Linked DNA regions of Homo sapiens: region 1 is linked to region 2. The links are chromatin contacts, found by POLR2A ChIA-PET in ENCODE. All regions are on one chromosome and are shown on one strand. Each heading gives the region's core, a stretch centred on a gene start or an enhancer-like site at or near the end of the contact. The rest is flanking DNA. Distances are from core to core; before and after follow the strand shown.

The links. ChIA-PET counts read pairs that join two places held with the same protein, here RNA polymerase II (POLR2A).
Region 1: POLR2A ChIA-PET joins it to region 2 with 11 read pairs in BJ. The contact joins the promoter of ALKBH6 here to the promoter of DNASE2 in region 2. POLR2A ChIA-PET finds 5 or more read pairs at or near these places in 2 of 52 experiments (BJ and CD4-positive, alpha-beta memory T cell).

Annotation. Positions count from the first base shown.
Region 1 is chr19:36,012,963-36,019,252 of GRCh38, forward strand. It overlaps ALKBH6 (alkB homolog 6), which reads right to left and starts at 1,251. Exons shown (of 7, transcript NM_032878.5): 1 at 1,213-1,251; 2 at 382-460; 3 at 59-127. The coding sequence starts at 435. It overlaps CLIP3 (CAP-Gly domain containing linker protein 3), which reads right to left. Exons shown (of 14, transcript NM_015526.3): 8 at 6,209-6,290; 9 at 5,936-6,064; 10 at 4,886-5,029; 11 at 4,693-4,816; 12 at 4,424-4,488; 13 at 3,945-4,017; 14 at 1,698-3,250. The coding sequence ends at 3,196. LOC101927572 (a long non-coding RNA gene) reads left to right here and starts at 1,540. Exons shown (of 4, transcript NR_170988.1): 1 at 1,540-1,624; 2 at 3,850-3,998; 3 at 6,272-6,290. RefSeq lists an enhancer at 1,641-1,740.
Region 2 is chr19:12,878,499-12,885,139 of GRCh38, forward strand. It overlaps DNASE2 (deoxyribonuclease 2, lysosomal), which reads right to left and starts at 2,951. Exons shown (of 6, transcript NM_001375.3): 1 at 2,792-2,951; 2 at 2,474-2,654; 3 at 2,304-2,382; 4 at 172-336; 5 at 1-81. The coding sequence starts at 2,877. KLF1 (KLF transcription factor 1) reads right to left here. Exons shown (of 3, transcript NM_006563.5): 3 at 5,924-6,562. The coding sequence ends at 6,387. RefSeq lists enhancers at 2,482-3,109, 2,769-2,878, 5,303-5,564, 6,437-6,641 and cis regulatory regions at 2,773-3,333, 4,073-4,573, 5,113-5,633, 6,513-6,641.

The sequences.
Region 1 (6,290 bases), core at 1-2,500, about 23 Mb after region 2:
ACATTGGGGAGGAATATGGGAAGAGTGGGAAAACAGACCAGTAGGGCACTGAGGTCACCTGTCGAAGCAAATACTCCTCCTCTTCTTTGGAGATGAAGTCAGGGACATAGTAGATTACAGGTGGTGCCTAGGATAGAAAGACCCCCTGAAGGTGTGGCCCTTCAACCCACACAGAGGACATATCATCACAGAGCAACCCCTATGCCTGGAGACAGGCTCAGGATGTCCTCAGACAGGTCAGGGTCTAAAGTCAAGGGACCAGTGCCATTCCAGAATGGACTCTGACAGTAAGAATGAATTTGGTGGAAGGGGGCAGTCCCAACCCAAGAACTCAGGAATCAGCCTGCCTCCTTCACCCTCTGCACCCTGAGTTCTGACAACCTGCTCCACTCTGAACGGTTCCAGGGCTGGGACTCTGGCGTCCTGCTCCTCCATCAACACCAACTCCTTGCACCCAATCCTGTAGGGAGGGGAGGACATACTGAAGTCACTAGGCCTCCCGCCCTAACACCATGATGCAGCATTCCACCCCATCACAGGCCAGGCCTCACCTCAGCCCTCTTCTGAAACGCACTTGGTCTCTAAAATCTGAGTCTTCAGCATCTTACAAGCCACACAGAGAGCCCCTACGTTCCATGCCCGGACACAATGAGCCCCAAGAATAATCCCCCATTACTCTGTCCACTAAGGGCCCATCCAACTACACATATGCCTTCTCAATCCTCCCACAGAGAACATTCTCTGGCCCCACACACAGGGAGCCTTTCTCAAAAGCTCTACACATAGCCCCCAGGGCTGCACTCCAGAGCCCCTTTAAACACCTTGAGACCCCGCTTCAGACCTGCAACTGTGAGCCCGGCTATCAACACTCAGCGACCCCCGCCCCCCACCGAATCCCATTCTGTGCACTCCTGTGACCCCAATCTGAGCCTCCTCAGACATGTCCACCCTCAGCCTCCTCGGATCCCCCCATTTGGACGCCCCTCGGATTTCCCCTCCTGAGCGCCCCTTCACTCCAGCACCCTGAGATCTTTAGCTCTGAGGCTGACTCCCAAATCTTCTTCCCTCCCTGAACCATTCAGATCCCCGACTCCGAGCCTTTTAGGACTCCAAGCTCTGAGCCTCCTCGGACTCCTACTCTGGGCTCCCCCGGATCCCCACTTTCAGCCCTATTGACATCCATCTCTACCCCCAGCACTCCCCAAAACTGACCGTCCACCAGCGTCCCCTCCAATTTCCAAATTCAACATCCCCATCCCCCTCCCAGCCATTTCCGCCCCACATTACAGACGCAGAGTCCGCAGGCCAATGGGAGCTCCCAGAGGCTTCAAGGGCCCGCCTTCCACCCAATCGGCGCTCTCACTCAGTATTCGCCCGCCCCCTTCATGCTCGCCTAAGGATAGGCCGCGCCTCCTGGCCTCTGAGCCATTGGCAGGAGGGCGTGGGCGGGGCATCGTCGTCTGGCACTGGCCACTCAGAACTTAGGAACTGAACCTGGCCATTGGCGGAGTGGACCCCGATGGGTGGGACGGGGGCGGCAGCCGTGACAGCCGCGGGAAGACATGAGAGGCTGCTAGAAGGACTTCCCGCGGCCAGCGCCATCACCTGCCCACGCCGCAGGGAGGTGAGACTGAAGGAAGCACTTCCTTTCCCGTCTTCTCCCAGCAAGGGAAACCCCCAATGACCCGACACAGAGAGGCCATAGAAACGTCTTTATTGAAGAGGACAGGAGTCATGCTGAGTTTGGGGACATGCAGTGAAGGGGCAGTCGTGAGCTGTCCTTGGTGGTCGGGGCCCCAGGTCCGCCCTGGACCCCCTGGGCCTTCAGGTTCTCCCTCGAGCTGTTGGTCTGGCCCAGGTGCTGTGGGGTCCTTTGAGGCCAGTGACTAGAACGTAGATTGAAATCGGGGTTCCAGGATTTGAGATCCCCTCAGGGCCTTGGGGCCTTCCATTTATTAGAGATGGAGGCTTTAGGATTTGGGGTTCCCTTAGGGCTGGGGCTCTTGGAATTTGGTGTCTTGAAACCCATGGACTCGGGGCATTGAAATTCTCCAGTTTCCAGGGATGGGAATTCCTGTGTGGGGTTTCCTGGTGCCTGTGAATAGGGCTTGAGGTGTCTGGGAGCCTGGAATGCATATCCTGACTGCAGTCTCCTCCATACCAGGCACAAGGACCTCATGATTGGGTTTCCTGGGGACTTGGGATTGGATTTTCAAATTTGGGATTCCCTGGGGATTTGGGATTCCATGATTTGGGGGTCCTAGGAGTTACGGCATTGGGGTCTTCTAGGGGCTGTAGGACTTGAGGGCACAGGGGAGTTTGGGACGTGTGTACTCTAGGGTTTGGGATCCCCAGAGTCCTAGAATGGGGCCTCCAAATTTTGGGGTCCCCCAAAGGGGGAAGTCGTTACTTAAAAAATAGAGAATTTTCTGGGAGTCTGGCCAGCACAGGAGCTGTGGGCCATGTGGGGTGGGCTTCATACAAGGCACTGGGGGTTTCTTGAGGGTGCAGAGGGTAGGAAGACTTGGGGGGTCCTGTAATTAGCACTTCCAGGACTGTTTTGGTGTCTGTAAATTAGGGGTGACAGTGGGCTGGTTATGGTGGGTTTCTTCTTGAGGGATAAGAACAAGGGTCTTTGTTAATGAAGGAAGTCTCTGATTGAGGGGTTGGAATCTAAGGGCTTCAGGGTGACCATGGGGTCACGACATCTTGAGAGGACTGATGTTAAATGGGGAACAATGACATGAATGTCTGTTACTCTTTTGCTTTGGGGGTGTGACCTATGTTTATTTCAAGAGGACTTAAGGGGCAGTGTTTGTTAATGGGGAGGTTTCTGATCCAGGGTTGGGTGATTCAAGAATGTTCTGTTGTAATGCATTATGTGGAGAGGGTCACCATCATTTGGGGTGATATGGAAATCTGTTAATCTGGGAATCTGCTCTGAGGGGTTGGGGATAGGGACTAGCCTGAAGGTGCTACTCAGGGAATCTCTTTCTGGGTGACATGGGGTCTGTATTTGGGGGTTATTATGGGAGTATCTGTTAATAATGGGGCCTCAATGATCGAGGGCTGGCTAACAGGGGTCTCTACTCTGGATGTGTTACTGGGAATCTCTATCTCAGGGTGACTCAGGGCTCCTCGGGTGTCAGGAGATGCTAGTGGGGACTCTGTCTCTTTGTCAGGTGTCCAGGGCCTCTAAGACTGCATCTCCGCCCTCAGCATCCAGGGGAACCAGCAGCAGAACAGCAACCTGGAAAGGAGGATGACAGGGTCACGCCCTTAGGCAGGCAGCGGGGACATCTGCACCCATCACCCCCAGCCTTTCCCCCAGTGTTTGCTATCAGGCCTTTCTGGATTCTGCCTCTACCTCTCTGGCTGTGGTTTGTTTGTTTGTTTGTTTTCTGAGATGGAGTCTCACTCTGTCACCCAGGCTGGAGTGCCATGGCACGATCTCGGCTCACTGCAACCTCTGCCTCCCAGGTTCAAGCAATTCTCCTGTCTCAGCCTCCCGAGTAGCTGGGACTACAGGTGTATGCCATTGTGTCCGGCTAACTTTTGTGTTTTTGGTAGAGACGGGGTTTCACCATGTTGGCCAGGCTGGTCTTGAACTCCTGACCTCAGGTGATCCGCCTGCCTTGGCCTCCCAAAGTGCTGGGATTAAAGGCATGAGCCACCCCGCCCGGTCTCTAGCTGTTGTTCTGAGGCTCGTATGGAGTGAAGGGTGTTCTGCTTCCTTTACCGGCCCACCCGAAAGTGGAATTCACTAGAATTCAGTGCGGGGCCCTACACCCTAAAGACTGTTTCTGGGTATGCTTACAAGTCACAAGTTTTCCTAACCTCTCTTTCCAGCCCTGACCAGAGCTCCAGACCTCTGGGTCCAACTGCCTTATGGATCCCTCTCCCTGAATGTCACATAGGAGAGGGGACAGGGGTTGGCCACACACCTGGAAATGGAGTTCTCTGATGCAATGTCCTTTGGGGTCCGGACTGTGGTGAAGGTGCGTTTGGGCTGCGTCACTGAAGAGGAGGGCAGGATGTCAAGTGAGGGGATGACAGACCACCTGTGTCCTCAATACCCATCCAGACCCCTTCTCATTAATACCTCCCCATGTCTCCAGTCCCCACCTGGATCCTACATTCCCAATACCCATCTGGGCCTCTTGTCCATAATTCCCACCATGTCCCCCAGTGACTATCCCTGTCCCCAGTATCTGCTCAACCTCATGTCCCCGAAGAGCCTTGTTGCTAATTTCCTCATATCCTCTAGCACCTATCTTTTTGTGGACCTTGTCTCATCATTTTCCTGGACCCTGTGTCCCCAATTAAATACCAGAGACTGTCACCAGTATATACCTGAGAACCCATGACCCTTCCTCCCATCCCCAAACGTACACTCCTCCCAACATATCATCCCCTAACTCACTTGTCACTTGATGCACTTTTTTGGCTCCAACGCTGTCCCCGGGGGAATCAGTGGATCCGCCAATCCTGAGGAGACACGGGGAGGGGGAGAAGTCAGAGCCACAAAAGGCCAGGGTCTGACTGAGAGCTGGGCCCCAGGGATCTATGAGGAAAGGGCTGGGGGCTCGGGGGTGTCCACACTGTCCTGCTGGTCTGGGAGGAGGAGGCCATCTGAGGGGGGATCAGGGCTCCAGGTGGTGCCCTGGGTTTGGGCTGGAAGTTTGGGCTCACCTCTGAATACGGGATGCTGGTGCGAAGACCCCATGCCTCGGGGGGCAAGTGAAGTACCGGACACCGAAGACAGAGCCATCATGCTTGCCTGTGGGCTGGTCCAGCTCAATGCCATACCAGTAACCTGCAGCACGAGGGTGTCAGGATTTCTCAAGGCCCTGCCTGCCTCCCGGCCCAGAGTCCCCATCCTCACCTGGGGCAAAGTCTGTCTTCCCGTAGAAGCGCACGATCCCCTGCTTCTGGCCCGCGACAAGGACCTGGTCTCCAACCTCAGCCTTGGCCCCGTCACGCTGCTGCAAGCTGCCCAGAGATGGGGATGATGGGGTCTTCTTCTTGCCTAAGGGTAGAAGGTGTAGGAGGTGGGTAGTGGGGCTGAGGCCAGCTTTGGGAACCTCGTGCCACCTGGAAAACCCCAAGGTAGAAAACCCTGTTCTTCGTTTGAAGTGAAACTGAATCCCAGATGCCAGAGAATTAGGAAGGGGCTTTAGGCCTGAAGGGAAACTGAGTCAGAGAACCTGAAGAACCCCAAAATCCTTTCTCAAAGCTGAGGATATGTTGGATAAGGAAAAGCTGAGTCAGAAGTCAGGAACCCAGAAACTGTCCTTTTAAAATGAAGGGAAAATTGGGTCCGAGAGTAAATCAGGCCATGTGCAGTGGCGCAGGCCTGTAATCCCAACATTTTGAGAGGCCGAGGCGGGCAGATCACTTGAGGTCAGGAGTTTGAGACCAGCCTGGCCAACATGGCAAAACCCTGTCTCTACAGAAAAAAATACAAACATTAGCCAGATGTGGTGGTGGGCACCTGTAATCCCAGCTACTCGGGAGGCTGAGGCACGAGAATTGCTTGAACCCGGGAGGCGGAGGTTGCGGTGAGCCAAGATCGTGCCACCACGCTCCAGCCTGGGCAACAAGGCGAGACTCTTGACTCAAAAAAAAAAAAAAAAAAAAGTAGATCAAATGACAAAAGACAGGATCTCCAAGGATTCTTCCCTAAAACTGGGGGAGACCTTTGGGTCTGAGAGGAAACTAAGTCACAGAGGGCAGGGAACCCACAGGTCCTTCTAAGAACTAGGGGGTGCCAGTACTGAGCCAAAGGGGAAACTGAGTCACAGAAGTCAGGAACTCAGAGCTTGTCTTCCAAAACTGGAGTTTGGGCCTGAGGAGAAACTGAGTCACAGAAGCTGAGCTACCCACACAACATCCCCAAACTGGCTCTTCCCACCACAGGGATCCCCTCTCTGACCTTTGTGTTCCCTGCGGCCTTTGCCGGTGACACGGGAGAAGTCCATCCGGGGGGTCCGGGGTGTGGAGGTGACAGAGGAGGGGGGTGCGTCCACTGCCTTGGAGATCTTGGACACGGAGGCAAAGAGACCTAGGGGTACAGAATCCGAGCCTGGTGTTGTCCAAGCCTCTGCCCTCGGCCCCCATCCTCCATCCCCTATTTCCCAGTCAGCAGCATCAGAACTGCCGAGTGGACACCCAGCCACACCCCTCTTGGGCCCGAGGTCGGACTAACCCTGCTTGGGAGGGCAGATGAAGTACCGAACGCCCCCAACGCTGCCATCGTTCTTGCCCTCAGGTTCGTCCAGCTCCACGCC
Region 2 (6,641 bases), core at 1,701-4,200:
CCAAGTCGGGGAATTCCTGGGCAAAGATCCCTTCCAGCTGGTAGTTATAGACCCAGGGGTAGGTGTAGGTCAGCTGCTTGCCTGGAGGACAAGGGGAGGAGGAAATGCAAGATCGTTCCAGGTTCTGGTCAGTAAACCCAGGACTCATCCTGTGTCCCTGACTCGACTTACCCATCTTCGAGAACTGAGCGAAGGGAAAAGACACACAGAGCAGGGTCTGCCCGTAGGTACAGGCGCTATGAGGCCAGCTGTATGCAGCAGAGGAGGCCGGTGGAGGGAAGTTAGGTACACTGTGGACCAGCCAGAAGCCCCCATCGTGGTCAAGGAGCAGGACACCTGGACCAAAAGAAGGCATTAGGGGAGGTCGGGCGCAGTGGCTCACGCCTGTAATCCCAGCACTTTGGGAGACCGAGACACACAGATCACCTGAGGTCAGGAGTTAGAAATCAGCCTGGCCAACATGGCGAAACCCCATCTCTACTAAAAATACAAAAATTAGCTGAGCGTGGTGGTGGACGCCTGTAATCCCAGCTACTCAGGAGGCTGAGGCAGGAGAATCGCTTGAACCCAGGAGGTGGAGGTTGCAGTGAGCTGAGATCCACCACTGCACTCCAGCCTGGGCCACAGAGCAAAATTTCATCTCAAACATAAGTAAGTAAGTAAGTAAATAAATAAATAAATAAATAAATAAATAAAAATTTAAAAAAAGAAGGCAGGCCCCACGCAGTGTAATCCCAGCACTTTGGGAAGCCGAGGAGGGCGGATCACCTGAGGTCGGGAGTTCAAGACCAGCCTGGCCAACATGGAGAAACCTCATCACTACTAAAAATACAACATTAGCCGGGCATGGTGGTGCATGCCTGTAATCCCAGCTACTCGGGAGGCTGATGCAGGAGAATCACTTGAACCCAGGAGGCGGAGGTTGCAGTGAGCCGAGATTGCACCATTGCACTCCAGCCTGGGTAGCAAGAGCAAAACTCCTTCTCAAAAAAAAAAAAAAAAAAAAGGCAATTAGAGGGTATTGCTCCAGGCCTCCCAGCAAGCTCATCTGCAATCAGGAACACCCTCAGTTTGCAGCGGGGCTTAGAGAGGGTGCCAGCAGTGTTAGAACCACAGCTGAGCTCAGTTTTTGCAGGCATAAATTCTTATAGTCCAGAATAACGCCAAGAGTAATGTAAGGTAGGGAAACAGGCCAGGTGTGGCGGCTCATGCCGGTAATCGCAGCACATTAAGAGGCCAAGGTGGGTGGATTGCTTGAACCAGGACTTAGAGACCAGCCTAGGCAACATGGCAAAAGCCCACTCTACAAAAATACAAAAAGTAGGCCAGGTGTGGTGGCTCACGCCTGTAATCCCAGCACTTTGGGAGGCCAAGGCAGGTGGATCACCTGAGGTCAGGAGTTCAATATCAGCCTGTCCAACCTGGTAAAACCCCATCTCTACTAAAACATACAACATTTAGCTGGGCATGGTGGCGCACACCTGTAATCCCAGCTACTCCAGAGGCTGAGGCAGAAGAATCGCTTGAACTGGGGAGATGGAGATTGCAGTGAGCTGAGATTGCACCACCGAACTCCAGCCTGGGTGATGGAGAGAGAGTGCCGCAAAAAAAAAAAAAAAAAAAAAAAGCCAGGCGTGGTGGGGGGTACCGGCAGGCCCAGTACTTGGGAGGCTGAGGTAGGAGGATCACCTGAGCCCTGGGAGGTCAAGGCTGCAGTGAGCTGTGATACTGCACTCCAGCCTAGGTGACTGGGTGAGACCTTGTCTAAAAGAAAATAAAATAGGGGAAATAGATGCCCAAGGTCTGACAGGGGAGATCTCCCACCCCACTATGGAGGTCAGGGGTTAGCTTGGAAAAATGCATAGGAACTCGGCTGGGCAGGGTGGCTCATTCCTGTAATCCCAGCACTTTGGGAGGCCAAGGCGGGTAGATCACTTGAGGTAGAAACCAGGAGTTCGAGACCAGCCTGGCCAACATGGTGAAACCTCGTCTGTACTAAAAATATGAAAATTAGCCTGGTGTGATGGTGCGCCTTTAATACCAGCTACTTGGGAGGCTGAGACAGGAGAATTGCTTCAACCCCAGAGGCAGAGATTGCAGTGAGCCAAGATTGTGCCACTGCACTCCAGCTTGGGTGACAGAGCGAACTCCCACCGTCTCAAAAACAAAGAAAAAAAAAAGTTGGGGGGAATAGATGCCCAGGGTCTGACAGTGCAGATCTCCCCGACCACCCCATGCACGTCAGGGGTTACCTTGGAAAAATGGGACCCGAGTCTCTCCCCAGCCCCCAATCCAGGCCTCACCCTTCGTGTGCCCACGCATGGAAGAGTCCTGAGCCTTGCTGGGTTGAGGCGGTTGGTCATTGTAGAGCAGGAAGGCGAGCTGCGGGCGGATAAACGGAGGCAACGTGAAATTCCTCCCAGGCAGGGCAGCCCTAGAGTTTCGCCCCTAGTTGGCCCGGGGCCCCCTTCACCTGGCTGGTGTTGCTCCGGTACAGCGGCTGCAGGCTTCGGCCCACGGCCCCCTCCGGGCTGTTGATGAGTGCCCTGCCGTCCCGCCAGCCTCCGGAGCTCTCGTCCAGATACTTGTACTGCAGCCCTCTCTGCGCCGCCTCCCCGGACCCTCTAAGAGCTGGCAGCTTGTAGACCACGAACCTGGAGGTCGGAGAATGCACAGAAATAGGAGAGAGGGAAGAGAAGGCACCCCAGGGTTCCCCGAGGAGGTAGCCATCCCGGTTGAGTGACCGCAGCCGGACCCCGGGGCGATGGTAGGCCCCCCGCTGCGCACTCACCAGTCTACAGGCTGCCCGGAGTCCCCGTAGCAGGTCAGGGCCCCGGCGGGGACGCACAGCAGCGCTGCCAGCAGCAGCGGGATCATAGCTGCTATGGGGCTGAGATCCAGGAATCTGTGTCGGGACTGCGGGGCGCTGGGTTACATCAGAGGCCAGGACTGGCACCTGGCGCCTTTCACTTCCCTAAACTTGCCTGGGAACCGGGGCGGGGACATCACGAGGGTACAGACTCCTCCCCCGAGACGCGATGCTGCGTTTTGGAGAGGCAAAAGGCAACGCTGAGTCTGCCCAGACCACGCCCACGACGGGCCCGGCGCTCCAGCGTCTCCTGGAGCCTGGCCACCGTTCCTTTTCGTGGTAGCTAATCCCAGCCCACGCTCTTCTGTCTGACCCAACTCCCGCCCGGGTTTCTGGATCAGGCACAAGTTTGTATTTTATTTTTTATTCCAGCCCTACAACCTGGGTCCAACTCTTGGGACCTTTGTTCTTCCTCTTTTTTTTTTTTTTTTTTTTTTTTTTTTTTTGAGACGGAGTTTCACTCTTGTCGCCCAGGCTGGAGTGCAATGGCACGATCTCGGTTCACTGCAACCTCCGCCTTCCTGATTAAAGCGATTATCCTGCCTCAGCCTCCCGAGTAGCTGGGATTACAGGCGCCCGACACCACGCCCGGCTAATTTTTGTAGTTTTAGTAGAGACGGGGTTTTTCCATGTTGACTAGGCTGGTCTCGAACTCCTGACCTCGTGATCCACCAGCCTCGGCCCCCGAAAGTGCCAAGATTGCAGAAGTGAGCCACTGCGCCCCTTAAGAAGCATTTGTGTTCCAGTGTATCTTCCCCTTTTTCTTTCTTTTTTTTTTTCCTTCCTTTTTTTTTTTTTTTTTTCCCGGACAATATCTCGCTCTGTTGCCCAGGCCGGAGTGCAGTGGCGCAATCTTGGCTCACTGCAACCTCTGCCTCCCCAGCTCAAGTGATCCTCTCACCTCAGCCTCCCGAGTAGCTGGGATCACGGGCACATGCCACTATGCCCAGCTAATTTTTGTAGTTTTTTTTTTGAAACACGGTTTCACCATGTGGCTCAGGCTGAACTCCTGAGCTCAAGGGATCCACCTGTCTTGCCTCCCAAAGTGCTGGGATTACAGGCATGTAATCCACGCCACCCAGACTCTCCTTTTTCATTCTGCACGTTTTCTCCAGGATCCCCTGAGCTAGCAAAGAGGTGACTGTATGTTTGTTTTTTGTCGTTTTGAGACAGGATAATGGTTTCTCACCCAGGCTAGAATGCAGTGACTCCATCACAGTTCACTGCAGCCTCAACCTACTGGGCTCAAGAGATCTTCCCAGGTAGCTGGTACTACAGGCCTGTGCCACCACACCCAGATAATTGTTCATTGCAGAGATGAGGGTCTCACTATGTTGCCCAGGCTGCTCTGGAACTCCGGGGTTCAAGTGATTCTCCCACCTCAGCCTCAAAGGATCATGGCAGGGCAAAGGGCTATGGGAATCTGAGTACTGGCTTGAAACTGCCTTTGCAAAAATTATGACAGAAAATTATGTCAGTGAAAGAGCTCTGACCTAACCAACTCCATCTTGCCTTTAATCTCCAAACTGCCCTTGCTTGGTCATTCCTGGAGTGGGGTCAAGCTAACTTTTTTTTTTTTTTTGACACGTTGTCTCACTCTGTCGCCCAGGCTGGAGTCCAGTGGTGTGATCTCAGCTCACTGCAACATCCGCCTCCTAGGTTCAAGCAATCCTCCTGCCTCAGCTTCCTGAGTAGCTGGGATTACAGGCATGCGCCACATGCCCAGCTAATTTTTGTATTTTTGGTAGAGACTGGGTTTCACCATTTTTGGTAGAGATGGGGTTTCACCTTGGGGCTCAGGCTGGTGTCGAACTCCTGGGCTCAAGTGATCTGCCCGCCTCAGCCTGCCAAATTGCTGGGATTAAAGAGGGAGCCACCATGCCTGGCCCCAAGCTAATTTTGGGAGGAATTTAGTTTATAGCTTAAATGATAATAGCCCTTCCCCAAACTAAACTGCCTTTGTAGAAATAATGAAAGGGCACTAGGTTAGGAGGATGAGAGGAGCCTGAATTCTGCTAAACTGTAGGTGTAGTAGTTAAATTATGACCAGCCATTTTTCCGGCCGGGTGCGGTGCCTCACGCCTGTAATCCCAGCACTTTGAGAGGCCGAGGCTGGCAGATTACCTGAGGTCAGGATTTCGAAACCAGCCTGGCCAGCATTTCGAAACCCCATCTCTTCTAAAAATACAAAAATTAGCCCGGCATGGTGGCATGTGCCTGTAATCCTAGCTACCTGGTAGGCTGACACAGGAGAATCACTTGAACCCAGGAGGCAGAGGTTGCAGTGAGCCAAGATGGAACAACTGCACTCCAGCCTGGGCAAGAGCAAGACTCCATCTCAAAAACAAAAACAAAGATGGCCAGCCATTATTCTGGAGGTCACAAGGTTTGCAACTTCCCCAGTTATTTCTGCAAATAACATGACTATTGCAAAACCTAACGCTGGCCTTTTTAGATGTCTTTTTAGGCTTTTTGCATATCTGACAACTGGATGACTCCACCCAGACTAGCGACTCTATGGTCCCCACCCAGAAGCTGACTCAGCAACTGTTTTCCACAGCTCCAGGATTGCAGCAAGGCACCCATTCCCTAGCCCTCCTGCCCACCAAACTGTTCTTGAATAACCCTAGCCTCTGAATTTTCAGGGAGGCTGATTCAAGTAATAAAACTCCCATCTCCCATTTAGCTGGATGTATGTGGATTAAACTCTCTCTATTGCAATCCCTCTGTCTCGATAAATTGGCTCTATCTGGACAGTGGGCAAGATGAACCCCCTGGGCAGTCATAGGCTGTGAACTCTTAAATCCAGGGAGATGTTTGCTGTCAATGTCCGCAGGGTTCAAGGCAGAAGACAAGGACAGTGTAGCCTGAACTGGGTGGGAAAAGAGAGGACAGCAAGGCCTCCAGTGCCCAAGGGGGCTTGTTGGAGTTGAGGGGTGTCACTGTAGTTTAGGAGATGAGGGTGTGTAAGGCCCTCTAATATGACCTCTAGGTTTACAGCCTCCTGCCATCTTCCAGCCTCCAAAACCCAAAAATTCAGGCCAACGCTGAAGCTTTATCTGGGAGGGGCATTTTTATAGGACCCATAACCATTGACAGTTAATATCAGCCACAATAAGGGACCTTCAGGAGCCGCTTTCTAGACCCAGGGTCTCTGGGAAGCCTCATCCCACACCCTCTCCTGCTGTCCAGGGCCATCTGGGAGCTGGTCTGAGTGTCCACTGAGTCCGTTTATTTGGCGGTCTGTCTCACTGGGTTTGCACGACAGTTTGGACATCTCTGTGTGGCTCCCTGTGGCTGAAGGCTTGTCGGATTTTCCGTAAGAGGCTCCCCCAGGGCTGTCTATGGGTCCGTGTTTGATATTTGGGTGGATCTTTGGGAACGCGAGTCCAGGAGAGGGTCCATTCGTGGGAAAACCACCCAGCATTGTGTCACGCGCGTCCGTGTGAAGAGACCACCAAACAGGCTTCTTGTCCCATCCCCAGTCACTAGGAGAGTCCAAGTGCCAGGGCAGGGCTCAAAGGTGGCGCTTCATGTGCAAGGCCAGGTGGTCAGAGCGCGAAAAAGCACGTGGGCAGAGCTGGCAGCGGAAGGGGCGCTGCCCCGTGTGTTTCCGGTAGTGGCGGGTCAGCTCGTCCGAGCGCGCGAATCTCCAGCCGCAGCCTTCCCACGTGCAGGCGTATGGCTTCTCCCCTAGGGGACAAGGAAGCCATAAGCGCCACTGTCTGCCCAGTCATGTCCCCGGGTCCCCTGCATCTGGCCACACCCCTTT